3 separate regions of the Homo sapiens genome follow, and regions 1 and 2 are each linked to region 3. Evidence: chromatin loops called from intact Hi-C (ENCODE). Cell type or tissue: endothelial cell of umbilical vein. All regions are shown on one strand.

Region 1 (5,000 bases), 860 kb after region 3:
ATCAGGCCGCGTTCAGTGGCTTACACCTGTAATCTCAGCCCTTTGGGAGGCCAAAGTGGGCAGATCACCTGAGGTCCAGAGTTAAAGACCAGCCTGGCCAACATGGTGAAACCCCGTATCTACTAAAAATACAAAAATTAGCTGGGCGTGGTGGCAGGTGCCTGTAATCCCAGCTACTCGGGAGGCTGAGGCAGGAGAATCACTTGAACTCAGGAGGCAGAAGTTGCAGTGAGCTGAGATTGAGCCATTGCACTGCAGCCTGGGCGACTCCGCCTCAAAAAAAAAAAAAAAAAAACTTAGGTTCTACAATGGTGATGCTATCTACAGGAGCAATTGGGAAAGTCATAAATCTTGTGACCTCTGGCCACATGACCCTTGAGCAGCAAGGTATTATAGAAATTATGCCCTTCTTATCAGAACTCAGGCCTCTCATAATCCTCACATTGTGGACTTTTGTTAGTTTTACAAAGGCGATTTAGTTTGTAGAAGGGATATTATCATCTCTGCTTTAAGGTTAAACTATAAACTAAATTCTTCCCAAAGTTAGCTTGGCATACGCTCATGAATGACCAAGGACAGCTTGGAGGTCAGAAGTAAGATGGAGTCAACTGTATCAGATTTCTTTTTTTTTTTTTTTTTTTGAGACAGAGTCTCGCTCTTGTTGCCCAGGCTGGAGTGCAATGGCATGATCTCGGCTCACTGCAACATCCGCCTCCCAGGTTCAAGCAATTCTCCTGCCTCAGCCTCCTGAGTAGCTGGGATTACAGGCATGCACCACCACACCCAGCAAATTTTGTATTTTTAGTAGAGATGGGGTTTCTCCATGTTGGTCAGGCTGGTCTCAAACTCCCAACCTCAGGTGATCCGCCCACCTCAGCCTCCCAAAGTGCTGGGATTACAGGCGTGAGCCACCGCGCCTGGACTTAGATTTCTTACCGTCATAATTTTGCAAGAGCAATTTCAATACCAAATGTACAGTAGTCCTGATCCTGTCAAAGGACTCCAGTACTGAGGAAAGGGTGAGCTGAATAATCTCCAAGGCCCCTCTAACTCAGAACCTGTGAGGATCTCAACTTCACTTTTCTGCAGGGCTCTGTGTGTGTTTCAGGCTAAAAAGTTGTGCTATGTTTTAAATGTCCAACCCCTTCAATGGATCTTTGCAAATGCATGTATTGGGAGACATTAGGAGATAACCTCAGAAGCCTAGACCTCAAATCAAATGTCAAAAGACATTTTTGAGCTAATTCTGGAGGAATTTGAGTATGGGTCAGAATTATATGATATTGAGAAGTTATTATTTATTTTCTCTTTTAAAAAACAATTTTAATATTTTTAAAAATATCTTTATTGAGATGGGGTTTTACTATGTTGCCCAGGCTGGTCTTGAACTCCTGGGCTTAAGAAATCCTCCAGCCTCAGCCTCCCAAAATCCTGGGATTGCAGGTATGAGCCACCATGCCCGGCCTGAGAAGTCATTATTAACATGTAATAAAGGCACAGAAGAAATGCCCCATGTAGGCGGAAATGACTAGAAACCTGGATATTTGCCTTTTTCAAGCAAAAATTTCAGCAAAGACAAACACAAAAAATGAAAGTATGATAATTTTTCTATAGCAAAATCTTCTTTTCTCCCCCTTGGCATGTGAATAAGAGCTATGTGGCAAAATCTTGATAATTGTTGAATCTAAGTAGTGGATAAATAAGGATTCATTATACTATTCTCTTTACTTTTGTATATATTTACATTTTTCAATAATAAGAAGAGTTTCGAGTTTACATCTGTGTCCACCCCCCATGGTTATGACATTAGGGTCAAAAGCACCTTCGGAGCCCTCACCCTCACTCCGCATGGGTGGTAAAGGCTGGACTGGAAGGACGGGCCTTACCGGGCACAGCATCTGCTTCCTGGCCCGGGAAGAGCCAGCAACATCTTGAGGAAATAAATGCATACAAAGATCAACAGCTTGAAGGGGTGGATTTCAGGGCCCGTGTGCTTCACAGTGAGTCATCACTTCCACAGTCACAATTTCTCACTTAGAAGGAATCCAAAAAAGCACCCCTAACCATTGGATTCCAAACTTCATTGGGTTCTTCTGGGGTTTATTAAACCCACAGATTCCGGGGCTCCCAACTAGACCCATAGAATAGACTGAGCAGTGGCGGGGCCCCGGAATCTGTGTTAATTTATTTCTCTGGTGATTCTGGGACAGCCCTGAACTGGGGGCCTGGGAGCCTCTGAAGTGGATCAACGTCCCAATCCCACAAAGGAGAACGTGGCCCAGAAGGGCTTTGTAACCGGCCGAAGGTGACATCCCTGCGGCTTCCTCCCTCACTTTTCACAGCCATGCCCTCCCTGAGAGACCCCTCAGAAAGAGTGGGCCCCTGGAAACGCGCCAGCACAGGAAAGAAGACAGCCAAACACTCTCCATGAATGCACGCCCCGTCCTTGGCCTGGGGGACTCGCAGCACCCCTGAGCACCCGTGCCTGGCAGATGCAGCCACGCTCCTTGCCTTCAGGTCCCTCACACGGTGTCAGGCCTAAAGCAGCCCAGCTTCTGCCTCTGATCCGGCCTCTGTGATATTGACCCCTGTCTCCTGCTAAGCAGCTCTTAGATGGGAGATGTTCTAATGGGAAAGAAGACAGGGAGGAGCCAGAGGATATCTGTTACAGCCATTACTTTCCACTCAGGATCCTATTTTGCATCTTCACTCGAGGCCTATAAATTGAACCTTGAGGGCGGGTCCCAGAAATCCGCAGCTAGAAGTTCATAAAACCAGGTCGGGTTGCCTTGGGCCAATTAAAGTGAAACACTGCCACCAAGTGGCCATTCTAGGTCATCACAGGCTGCCAGCTCCTTCCAGAGCACCTGCCTCTCTGCCAGAGACAAACAGCATGACAGAGCAGGTGGGCATGCCCTTCCCTTCTTTTTCTTAAAATTATTTTACTTATATTAATAGAAATACATTCACATGGTATAAAACGCATAAGGTCCAAAGTGGTCCTGGTGGTTGCCTCCAGAGCTAATGTAGATCCAGCTGAATGCCTCGTTAGGGGTCTCCATTAGGTCTTTAACCCTGTTATGCCTGCCATCTCACCAGTATCGTCTGTTGCTCCTTGTCCATAGGGGTTCTGTTCCCAAGTGCCCAGTGCTAACCTGCCTCTTGGAGTTTACTACAAATCTGGGTTGATTCAGCAACACCAAAGACCTGAGGCTAAATAAATTCTGCAACTCCTACCAGCCTTCCTGGTTCTGAACAACCCTGAGTATCCACCCATGGGTAGAGTGATAATCAAATGAGCCTCAGTTATCCTGAGAGCCCAGGTAAGCAAAACTGTTACAATCCTGAAATGGGTGGTCAAGGGAGCTAATAGAATCTCCTTTCAAGATCTTTGCAATTGGATTAAGTTACAAAAGTATGCCATGTATAACAGTGAATCTCTAATGCCACAAAAGACAAAGCAAAATTAATTAATATGGGAGCCTGAGGACTGCCTTGCATTTGAAACTCACTTTCCAATGTACGTTGTTTGTGTTTTGCTATGACTATTTAATTCATTCATATAAGGTGTGTATATTTTACACCTATTTAGGTGAGCCACATGTGCCACACTTGCTACTGCTTTTAACATAATGGTAACTTGGAGATTATTAGACAAAATATTTCCATTAGCTGCTGTTTTGTCAACTGATGGTTTACATAATTAATTGGACCTATAGCAAGTTTTAACTTTTGTCCTTGTTACATAATGGATCATTTTGAAATCAACTAGGAAATTGTCCTTTAGTTTTTAATGATGGGCAAATGAAAGTAATGGCACTCAGCAGTATTTGATTTTAAGGAATCAGTCAAACAATCGTGGTTTAGAATAATTGAAAATGGAAAAGCCAGCATGTGTACAGGGAGGATCGTAGAATGTTAGAGCTGATGTCTAAGAGATGAAACCCTAGCACAACTCCTTTATTTTATAAGATGGGAACCTGAGGCACAGGAAGCTGAAGAGGCTCACCTATGGCCCTTCACTCATGTCTCAAGTCTGCCACATGCTCCCTCCTAGGGGTACTGGCCAAGAGTTCCAGGTCTCTAAGTAACTCAGCAGCTACCTGGCTGTGAAACTCCAAGACATCATCCTACTGTCTCCAAGCCTCAATTTCCTCACCAGCAAAATGAGGAGACTGGACGATACAACATCTGTGATGCACCAATTTCCAAAAGAAACCCTTCCATACTCATAACATTCAACATTAAATATGCATGAATCAATCGATGCACACAGATTTGCAACACTATCTGTTAAACAGAAACTAGCCACAGTCTGTCAACACTGGTTTTCAGCGAGACCCTGTCATCCACCATGGTCTGCACTTTCATCAGTCCAATCGGGCTGCAGCTGTAATGCAATTTCCTCCACAGCTGGGCTTGACCCCAGGCCAACTTCCTACCTGCAAGTCCAGGTTGGTGGTAAGAAGCAAAATTCTCTGCAGCTGACTGAGGCTTCTTTCCCAAGTATTTGCTTCTGGAGATCTGTGCAAACACATTCACAGCTAATACGGTCCACTGGAAAGAATAACCTATCCTGGGAACCACAGGTGCCTCCATCAGAGTGGACAGGAGAGCCAGGCAGAACCTAGGTTCACAAAAAAACTCCAAGCGGTATCACTCAGCAGTCGTAGCTCCACTGGTCAAGATCAACCTACCCTACAATTCCACTCAGCTTCACTCCACCTCTCCTCACCTTCCTCCCAGCTTCCACTGCGAAAGAAAAAGTTTGGGCCAGGTGTGGTGGCTCACGCCTGTAATCCTGGCACTTTGGGAGGCCGAGGCAGGTGGATCACCTGAGGTCAGGAGTTCAAGACCAGCCTGACCAACATGGTGAAATCCCATTTCTACAAAAATACCAAAAAATTAGCCAGGCATGATGGCGGGTGCCTGTAATCCCAGCTACTTGGGAGGCTGAGGCAGGAGAATCACTTGAACATGGGAGGCAGAGGTTGCAGTGA
Region 2 (5,000 bases), 150 kb after region 3:
GGAAGCTAAACACACTTACCCACCCAGCCCTCCTGCTACACTCCAACAAGGGCACTACCTGCTATTAAAATAAAAAAAAAAAAAGATTAAATAGGATCCTGTGTCTCTAAATATAATATCTAAAATATCCAAGATATACTTTTTTAAAAAATCACTAGTCATGCCAAGAATCAGGAAAATGACAACATGAATGAGAAAAGATAATCAGCAGATGCTAACAATAAGATGAATCCAACGCCAAATAATCTAAAAAGAATTTTAAAGAAGTCATCATAAAAATGCTTCAAAAAGCAATTAAAAATTTTCTGGAGCTGATGAAAGATTAGAATATCTCAGCAAAGAAAGAGAAGCTATAAAAAAAGAACCCAGTGAAGTTATCAGACAGAAAAATATAGTAACTGAAGAAAGACCTTACCAGATAGGTTCATTATAGAATGGAGATTACATAGAATGCCATCAGTGAACTTGAGAGCAGATCGATAGAATTTACTCAATCTGAACAACAAAACTAAAATTCACTAATAGAAGAAGAACAAAATCTCAGGAACCTGCAGGACAATAACAAAAGATCTAATATACATGTTATTGAAGTCTCAAAAGCAAAGTATATATAGAAAGGCACTAAAAAGTTATTCAGAGTAATATGGCTAAAACATATCCCAAATTTTGTGAAAGACATAACACATTACTTATAGGGAAATAATTTTTTTTTTTTTTTTAAAGAAACAGGGTCTTAGTATTGCCCAGGCTGAACTCAAATACCTGGGCTCAAGTAATCCTCCCACATCAGCCTCCCGAATATCTGGGACTACAGGTGCACATCACTGCACCCAGCTAATAAAACATTGATTTACGTGATAGCAAGTTTCTCATCTGAAACCATGGAGACCAGAGGAAGTTGCACATTTTTCAAATTTGGAAAGGAAAACAATTGTGAATCCTGAAAATGTGTCTGGTAGGCCGGGCATGGTGGCTCACACCTGTAATCCCAGCACTTTGGGAGGCTGAGGCAGGCAGATCACAAGTTCAGGAGATCGAGCCCATCTTAGCTAAAATGGTGAAACCACATCTCTACTTAAAAAAATACAAAAAATTTGTCGGTTGTGGTGGCACGCACCTGTAGTCACAGCTACTCGGTAGGCTGAGGCAGGAGACTTGCTTGAACCCGGGAGGCGGAGGTTGCAGTGAGCAGAGATTGCGCCACTGCACTCCAATCTGGGCGACAAAGGAAGACTTTGTCTCAAAAAAAAAAAAAAAAAAAAAAAAAGAAAGAAAAAAAGAAAAGAAAAGAAAAGAAAATGCGTCTGGTGAAAATATCTTCCAGGAATAAAGCAGACATAAAGGCATCTTAAGGCAAAGGAAAACCTAAATAATTTATTGTTTAAGGGGATTGGTTTATCCCCTTAAAAAGGTCTAAAGGAAGTTTTCCAAACAGAAAGGAAACAATAATAGAAAACGTGGAACTTCAGAAAGGAAAGAAGAACATTGGAATGAGTAAAAATTGGGGAAAAATTTATAGACTATTCCACTTCACATGCGTCACTTAACTCATATGTGGCTACTGAAGCAAAAATAATAAAACCATCTGATGTGGTATTTAATGAGGTATTTATTTAATGTGGTATTTGATGAGGAAAAACTCAATATAATTAGATTTTGCAGTGGAGGAAAGTAAAGGAAACTAAGTGAAAGTAAGGCTTGAAGTGGTGAAACTTCAATACCAGTAGACTATAATAAGGTACATATGCATATTATAACATCTAGAGCACTCACTAGAAAACTGTAAAAAACTATATATTCAAAACGAGTATACATAAATCAAAATGGAATCCTAAAAATATAAATAACTCACAAGAAGGTAAGAAAACAAAGGAGTGAGAATTAGAAGGAACAAACAGGAATTAAATCATGAAATGAGAAGTTAAATCCTAACTTTTAACAATTACCTTAAACAGTTTAAATATACACTGGTTAAAAACATACCTTGATACAATGTGGATGAACAATATGCTGTCTATATGAAGCATATTTCAAATATAATGAAATGTTAATTATAAATAAAAGGATGGAAAAATACCATGCAAACATTTCATTTTTTCAAAAAACAGGAATGACTACCTTACTAACACATTAAGTAGGTTTTGGAGCAGAGAAAATTACCACAGACGGAGGAATATTACATAATGATGAAAGGATGAATCCATCAGGAAAAAATAAAGATCTCAAATGTACCAAAAAGCGGAACTTCAAAATACACGAAACAAAAACTGATAGAACTGTATGGAAAAATAGGCAAATCTGCAAATATAGTTGGGGACTTCAACAGTCATTCAGCCATTGATAGAACTACTAGACAGAATATTAGAAGAGATTTTTTTAAAAATGCATACTATCAGCCAACAGGACTTAATTGGCATATATAGAACGTATCACTCCAACAGCAAAATACTCATTTTTTTTCAAGTGCTCATGGGATCCTCACCAAGATAAATAATGCCCTGGGCCTCAGTATAAGAATTAAAATCATAGTGAGCACGTTCTCTGAACATCATAAAATCAAACCAAAAATAATAACAGGAAATTAACAGAAAAATCTTCAAACACTTGGAAATTAAACAACACACTTTAAAATAATTAATGGGTCAAGGCGGAACTCAAAAGAAACAAACTTAAAAACATTGAACAGAATAAAAATGAAACACACCATATGAAAATGTGTAGGATGCAGCTAAAGCAGTGTTAAAATTGAAATGTATAGCTAAATGCTTACACTAGAAAATAGAAAACCTCTCAAACTAACAAAGTTCCTACCTCAAAAAAAATAGAAAAAGATGAGAAAAATAAACCCAATGTGAGAAGAAGGAAAGAAATAGTAAAGAGTGGAATCAATAAAACTAAGAACAAGAAAATAATAGAAAATAGAAAAAAAAAGAAACAGAAAGCTGACTTTTTGAAAAAAAAATTAACTTCTAGGAAGGCTGACAAACATAAAAAGAAAGATGAAACAAATAATCGGCATCAGGAATAAAACAGGAGATATTTCTACAGATCCTGCAGCAATTAAAAGTATAATAAGGAAATACCATAATCAACTTTTAGCTCATAAATTTGACAACTGAAAACAAATTGCACCAATTGGACCAATTCCCCAAAAGCCAGAAATAACTAAAACTCAGTAGATATTTTAGGTAAAACAGATAATTTGAATATTCCTATAAACATTAAAGAAATTGAATTTGTAATTTAAAATCTCCCACCAAAGAAGTCATTAGGCTTACGTTGTTTTTACTAGAGAATTCTGCCTAACATTTAAAGATGAATTAACATTAATTTTCCACAATCTCTTTCAGAAAATAGAATAGTAGAAAACACTTTCCACTCATTTTGCTAGGCTAGTATTACCCAGATAACAAAACCAGAGAGTACAAAAAAAGTGAGAGAATACTAAAGTCCAGTATCCTTCATGAACATAGAAATAAAAATCTTCTACAAGTTTTAGCAAATTAAATCAAGCAATGTATAAAAATAAGTATATGTCATGGCCAAGTGAGATTTATTCTAAGCATGTAAGTCTGGTACAATCTTCGAAAAATACCAATCAATATAATCTATCATACCAACAATCTAAAAAGGGAAATTATATGGTCATACTAGTTGGCGAAGGAAAAGTATTTGACAAAAACCACCAATTTATGGTAAAATGACTCCACAAATGAAATAGAGGATGAACTTTCTTAACAAAATGAAGAGCATCTATTAAAAAAAAAACCTACAGCTAACATCATACTAAATGATAATAGATCGCATGCTTAACCTCTCAGATCAGCAACAAGGCAGTTATGTTTCCTCTCTCCACTCCTACTTGCTATAGTACTGGAAGTTCTAGCCAGCATTTAAGACAAGAAAAGAATTAAAAGGCAGGAAAGGAAATAAAGAAATAAAACTGTTTCTGTTTGTAGATAATATGATTGCTTACATAGAAAATTCCAAGAAACCTACAAAAAAATAACAAGACTCAAACTCCTAGAACTAATAAGTGAGTGCAGCAAGTTTGTAGGATACAAGGTCAATATGTGAAAGACAACTGCATTTCTATGTACTGTGAACAAGCAAGTGGAGACTAATGTAAAATGCATAATATAATTTTCAATTGCTCAAAAAAAAATGAAATACTTAGGTACACATCTAACAAAACATATACAGAATGTGTATACTAAAAATTACAAAATACTGTTAAAATAAAGTTTTTAAAAGACCTAAATAATTATAGTGACATACCATGTTCATGAATTGGAAGACTCAAAATGCTAAAGATGTTATTTCTCCACAAACTGACCTACAGGTTTAATGCAATTCCTATAAGGGTCTTTTTGGAGGCATAGGCAAGCTTATTCTAAAACGTACCTAGATAGGTAAAGATCCTAAAAGACTGAAGACAATCTTGAAAAAGAAGAATAATATGGGAGAAGTAACTCTTGCTGCAGTAATAAAGAGTGTTGTATTAGTGTTGCGTTAGCAGGGAGATAGACATGTAAATTAATGGAACTGCATAGTGAACCCAGAAATAGACCTGCAAAAATATGCCCAACTGATTTTTTTTTTTTTTTTTTTTTTTTTTTTGAGACGGAGTCTCGCTCTGTCGCCCAGGCTGGAGTGCAGTGGCGGGATCTCGGCTCACTGCAAGCTCCGCCTCCCGGGTTCACGCCATTCTCCTGCCTCAGCCTCCCAAGTAGCTGGGCTACAGGCACCCGCCACTACGCCCGGCTAATTTTTTGTATTTTTAGTAAAGACGGGGTTTCACCGTTTTAGCCGGGATGGTCTCGATCTCCTGAGCTCGTGATCCGCCCGCCTCGGCCTCCCAAAGCCAACTGATTTTTTGACAAAGGTGCAAAAACAAATCAATAGAGGAAAAGATAGACTTTAAGAAATGTTGCTGGAGCAATTTCATATCCTGGACTAAAAGAAAATGAACCTCAACCTAAACCTCACACTTTATGCAA
Region 3 (5,000 bases):
TGCCTCCCGGGTTCATGCCATTCTCCTACCTCAGCCTCCCTAGTAGCTGGGACTACAGGCGCCCGCCACCACACCCAGCTCATTTTGGTTTTGTATTTTTAATAGAGACGGGGTTTCACCGTGTTAACCAGGATGGTCTTGATCTCCTGACCTTGTGATCTGCCTGCCTCGGCCTCCCATTAACCTGTTAATCTCTTAACAAAGTCTATAAACTGAAAGCTTTTTGCACTGTAGATTAGAAATTGAATTTCTACTTGTAATAGAAATCTGGACTTGGATTTTTATTTTTTTAAACCCAAAACCTTAGTAGAACTGACAAGGGTACTCTTTACAGTCTACAATTTAGGGGCCTAAATGAAAATTGAGGTGGTGTAAATTCCTGAGGACGTAAACTTTATCTGTTTTTCCAGAATGTATTGCTAATGCCCAGAGAAGTGGAGAAGTAGGTCATCTCTGTCACCAGCTTAAAGTCTCCAGGTACATTTTCTCTCAAAAAGTGAAGCAAACCAGTTCACTGTAATGTGATGAACATAGTGATGGTAAGTTTACTGTGATAAGGGAGATAAACTGCGCTGGAGGTTTGAGTTCTCGTGTTAAATCTTTTAAAGAAGCTCTGATTTTTTTGGGAGTGAGAGTTAGGGCCTATGAAACCCCCTTTTTTTTTAATGGAAGAATCAACAAGTACCTTACTCATTTGTCAAATGTTGGTGCCAATCATGGCTGACTGGCAACTTGTTTTTGTGCCCATTGAGATTGACTTGACTTTTAACTGGGATATATGGGCAAAGATCATGTGGTGATGGCCACTTCTCTATACTGGCCACAAAACAATGACAATTATGGAATATAGTTAAACGGACATTATAGCTCAGCTACATGGCTGGTAGGAGAAAAGAGTTTTGCTGCTGCCTACAGATTAAAATAACCCATAGAAAATCACACAAAATAATTGTAATCAGCAGATAGTAATTGGCTATGTCCATGAGACTTGGCCGTAGTCTAGCTGGTTTACCTGGGTATGTAGCATGCAGTAGTGAAAAAAGCAGTAGGACTGGGATGAGAAACCTGAATTGAAGTGCGAACTCTGGCACTTATTAACTGGGTTTACCTTGAGGAACTTACTTGACCTGTCTGGTTCCTGGTTATTTACCTCCTTAACAACATTGTCAGGGGTCCTGCAGGATTTTTCTGAAGGAAAATGTTGCCCTTCAAAATAAGACCCTTAAAGAAAAGATGCGTCTCTCAGATTTCATCCTATAAATTATCCATAAGGTAGATTTCCTACTATGCTTTTCAATCCTAAATTGGCTTCTGCTGCTATTGGGACATTTCCAAGCAAACTCCCCCTGCCAAACAGCCAGTATGTTTATGGGAATAAATAGCTGAATTCTCATGCTCTCACTCTTCAAGGAGAAAAAGCACACCTTCCAAGCCATATGCGGAGAAAATCTCCAGTGGCCTCTCTTATCTTATCCTGATGTTAAACATTCCTGGTCCTACATAAATCCATTAAAGGTCTCCTCCTGCCAACATATATCATCACAGCCTGCAGCAATATTGAGGATAATAATAACAAGTGGTAAGTGTGACATGGCCTTTGACATTCCAGCAACCTCAGATTCTTGATTTTATATGGAGTTGCTGGATTCCCTTAGCCCCATTTTTAAAGATTGTATGCAAGGCATGAGCTGCTGGATTAATGAGATGGATGTCTGTTTCACAATGAGGTTAGGAAGTAACCTAAATTTTGATAAAAGTGAGCAATGTTGTTAGCAAACGTGCTTATAAGAAAAGTCTCAGACAGGCATAGTGGCTCACACCTGTTAACCCCAGCACTTTAAGAAGCTGAGGTGGGTGGATCACTTGAGCTCTGGAGTTCGAGGCTAGCCTGGGCAACATGGTGAAACCCTATCTTTAAAAAATATATATATATATATGTAAAAATTAGCCAGGCACGGTGGTGTATGCCTGTGGTCCTAGCTAGTCTGGTGGCTGAGGTGGGAGGATTGCATTGAGCCCAGGAAATCTAGGCTGCAGTGAGCCATGATTGTATCACTGCACACCAGCTGGGAGTGACAGAGAAAAACCCTGTCTCAAAAAAAAAAAAAAAAAAGAAAGGAAAGAAAGAAAGAAAGAAAGAAAGAAAGAAAGAAAGAAAAAACTTTGTAAACTTTCACTTACAGAAAAATATGACGATTCTTGGTGTAGATGTCTTTTGTTTAGAAATCTGTGATTATTTTCTTAAATTGTCAAATTAAAAAGAAATGGCATAAGAATCGTATTAAACTCAGGAAATGGTAGTATTTGGTTATATTTTCCTTTCTACTTTTCCCATCATGCATTTCCATATCAGTAGGCATTAAAAGACAGTGACCACATTTTTGCAGATTTCCTCTTAGAACAGCGGCTGCACCGTGTGAACTAGCAGAGTAAAGAAGGGACTAATGCGTTGAACTTCAGCCGTATGCCAAGTTCTGTGGTGTCAGACTTGATTTCCTCATCTGTAAAATGTATCAGGATAATAATAATGCATGCATTTTTCAGTCATTGGGAGCGTTGATGAGAAAAATATAGATGAGTCTAGTAAGGCAAGATTGTCTTTGAGGCAGGTTCTCACTTCTTGAAACATCTCGGTATTCTGAGTAGATCAATGTCCCTGAAGTCCTGGGGTCAAAGTTTTCTATTAAGGAAGAACTACGTAATCATGCTTAGTAACTGGTAGATGACTCATAACTTCTGAAAGTGAATTGTCCTAAGATGTATGTTTGGTTGAGATGGAAGTTTAAGAATCGATCCTTAAAGATGATGGTTCCAGAAGTGAGACACCGGCAGGGGCAGATTCTTTTGGGGCATGGGTGGCAATGGAGAGGGTGGGCAGAGTCAGCTTCTTCCGACAGCACACCACGATCTTCCCCATCCCTGGAGGATGGCAGTGGCTGAGAGGTGTTGTGCGTTTCCAGCTTCGTCATAGAGCCAGCTGGGGTACGCACGTTCCCTTGAAGATGCTTCATGGCTTGTCCATGAGAGGGCACTGGTGCTCTAGCTTGCCCTTGCCAGAGTCTGTCTGAAGATAGATCAGGAGTGCTTGGCCACTTGTACCACAGCTGTGGCTATGTGCATTGGAAATTATATAGAGGGAAACTCAGGGGCTCTGTCCTTTTGCCCAGCTTAGTATATCTGTGGTCTTCAGACTCTGGCTGCCAACTGATAAACCTACTGCCCATATGTGGAAGAGCAAGTGCCAGGTGTAATGGGTATTTATACAATTAGTGCAACAAGTCTGTAATTCAGTATTATACTTGAAAGAGGCACCAGGACCCCACTGCCCCACCCCCCGCTCCTGCAGAAGCCCTCCAAAGGAAGGAAAAGGGACTCTCGGCGGCTGGCAAGATGGCAGAATAACAGCTCTGGTCTGCAGTTCCCAGCAAGATCATCACAGAACGTGAGTGATTTCTGCATTTTCAACTGAGGTACCCAGCTCATCTCATTGGGACTGCTTAGACAGTGGGTGCAGCCCACACATGGCAAACAGAAGCAGGGTGGGGCATTGCCTCGCCCAGGAAGTGCAAAGGGTCAGGGAACTCCCTCCAATACTCAAGGGAAGCCATAGCGGACTGTGGCATGAGGAACGGTGCATTCTGGCACAGATACTATGCTTTTCCCAAGGTCTTCGCAAACCACAGGCCAGCAGATTCCTCAGGTGCCTACACCACCAGGGCCCTGGGTTTCAAGCACAAAACTGGGTGGCTATTTGGGCAGACTCTGAGCTAGCTGCAGGAGTTTTCTTTTTCATACCCCAGTGGTGCCTGGAAAACCAGTGAGACAGAACCATTCACTCCCATGGAATGGGGGCTGAAGCCAGGGAGCCAAGTGGTCTAGCTCGGTGGATTCCAACCCCATGGAGTCCAGAAAGCTAAGATCCACTGGCTTGAAATTCTTGCTGCCAACACAGCAGTCTGAAGTTGACCTGAGGCACTGGAGCTTGGTGGGGGGAGGGGCATTCACCATTACTGAGGCTTGAGTAGGCCGATTTCCCCTCACAGTGTGAACAAAGCTGCCAGGAAGTTCGAACTGGGCAGAGCCCAGTGCAGCTCGGCAAAGCCACTGTAGCCAGACTGCCTCTCTAGATTCCTCCTCTCTAGGCAGAGCATCTCTGAAAGAAAGGCAGCAGCCCCAATTAGGGGCTTATGGATAAAACTCCTGTCTCCCTGGGACAGAGCACCTGGGGGAAGGGGCAGCTGTGGGTGCAGCTTCAGCAGACTTAAACATTCCTGTGTGTCAGTTCTGAAGACAGCAGTGGATCTCCCAGCACAGCACTCAAGCTCTGCTAAGGGACAGGCTGCCTCTTCAAGTGGGTCCCTGACCCCTGTGCCTCCTGACTGGGAGACATCTCCCAACAGGGGTCGACAGATACCTCGTACAGGAGAGCTCTAGCTGACATCTGGCGGGTCCCCCTCTGGACGAAGCTTCCAGAGGGGTGAACGGGCAGCAATCTTTGCTATTCTGCAGCCTCTGCTGTTGATATTCAGGCAAACAGGGTCTGGAGTGGACCTCCAGCAAACTCCAGCAGACCTGCAGCAGAAGGACCTGACTGTTAGGAGGAAAACTAACAAACAGAAAGGAATAGCGTCAACATCAACAAAAAGGACGTCCACACAAAAATCCCACCCAAAGGTCACCAACACCAAAGACCGAAGGTAGATAAACCACGAAGATGAGGAAAAACCAGCACAACAAGGCTGAAAATTCCAAAAACCAGAACGTCTCTTCTCCAAAGGATCACAACTTCTCGCCAGCAAGGGAACAAAACTGGACAGATAATGAGTTTGACGAATTGACAGAAGTAGGCTTCAGAAGGTGGGTAATAACAAACTCCTCTGAGCTAAAGGAGCATGTTCTAACCCAATGCAAGATAGCTAAGAACCTTGAAAAAAGGTTAGAGGAATTGCTAACTAGAATAATCAGTTTAGACAAGAACACAAATGACCTGATGGAGCTGA

What was found. A loop is a pair of places that touch in the nucleus more often than their neighbours do. Peaks named below come from ENCODE experiments on the same cell type or tissue, not always from the same donor. Only the 100,000 strongest peaks of a DNase experiment are listed, where the experiment ranks them.
Region 1: a loop joins it to region 3, with 20 times the contacts of the local background. A loop is called at or near these places in 52 of 110 quality-filtered maps.
Region 2: it touches region 3 in a loop (2.7-fold over the local background); 4 of 110 quality-filtered maps call a loop at or near these places.

The regions. Positions count from the first base shown.
Region 1 is chr9:84,395,074-84,400,073 of GRCh38, reverse strand. No RefSeq gene overlaps it. Among named protein-coding and RNA genes, the nearest start is that of SLC28A3, 57 kb to the right of the region's middle. In endothelial cell of umbilical vein, a CTCF peak has its summit at 2,826 (motif pointing left); DNase peaks (open chromatin) are centred at 1,943 and 2,723.
Region 2 is chr9:85,102,395-85,107,394 of GRCh38, reverse strand. All of the region lies in intron 1 of LOC107987088 (a long non-coding RNA gene), which reads left to right. Among named protein-coding and RNA genes, the nearest start is that of NTRK2, 440 kb to the right of the region's middle. In endothelial cell of umbilical vein, no CTCF peak of the experiment used is centred here; no DNase peak of the experiment used is centred here.
Region 3 is chr9:85,256,988-85,261,987 of GRCh38, reverse strand. No RefSeq gene overlaps it. Among named protein-coding and RNA genes, the nearest start is that of AGTPBP1, 480 kb to the left of the region's middle. RefSeq lists enhancers at 3,174-3,974, 3,186-4,385, 3,975-4,776. In endothelial cell of umbilical vein, a CTCF peak has its summit at 3,012 (motif pointing right); a DNase peak (open chromatin) is centred at 3,007; H3K27ac peaks cover 229 bases.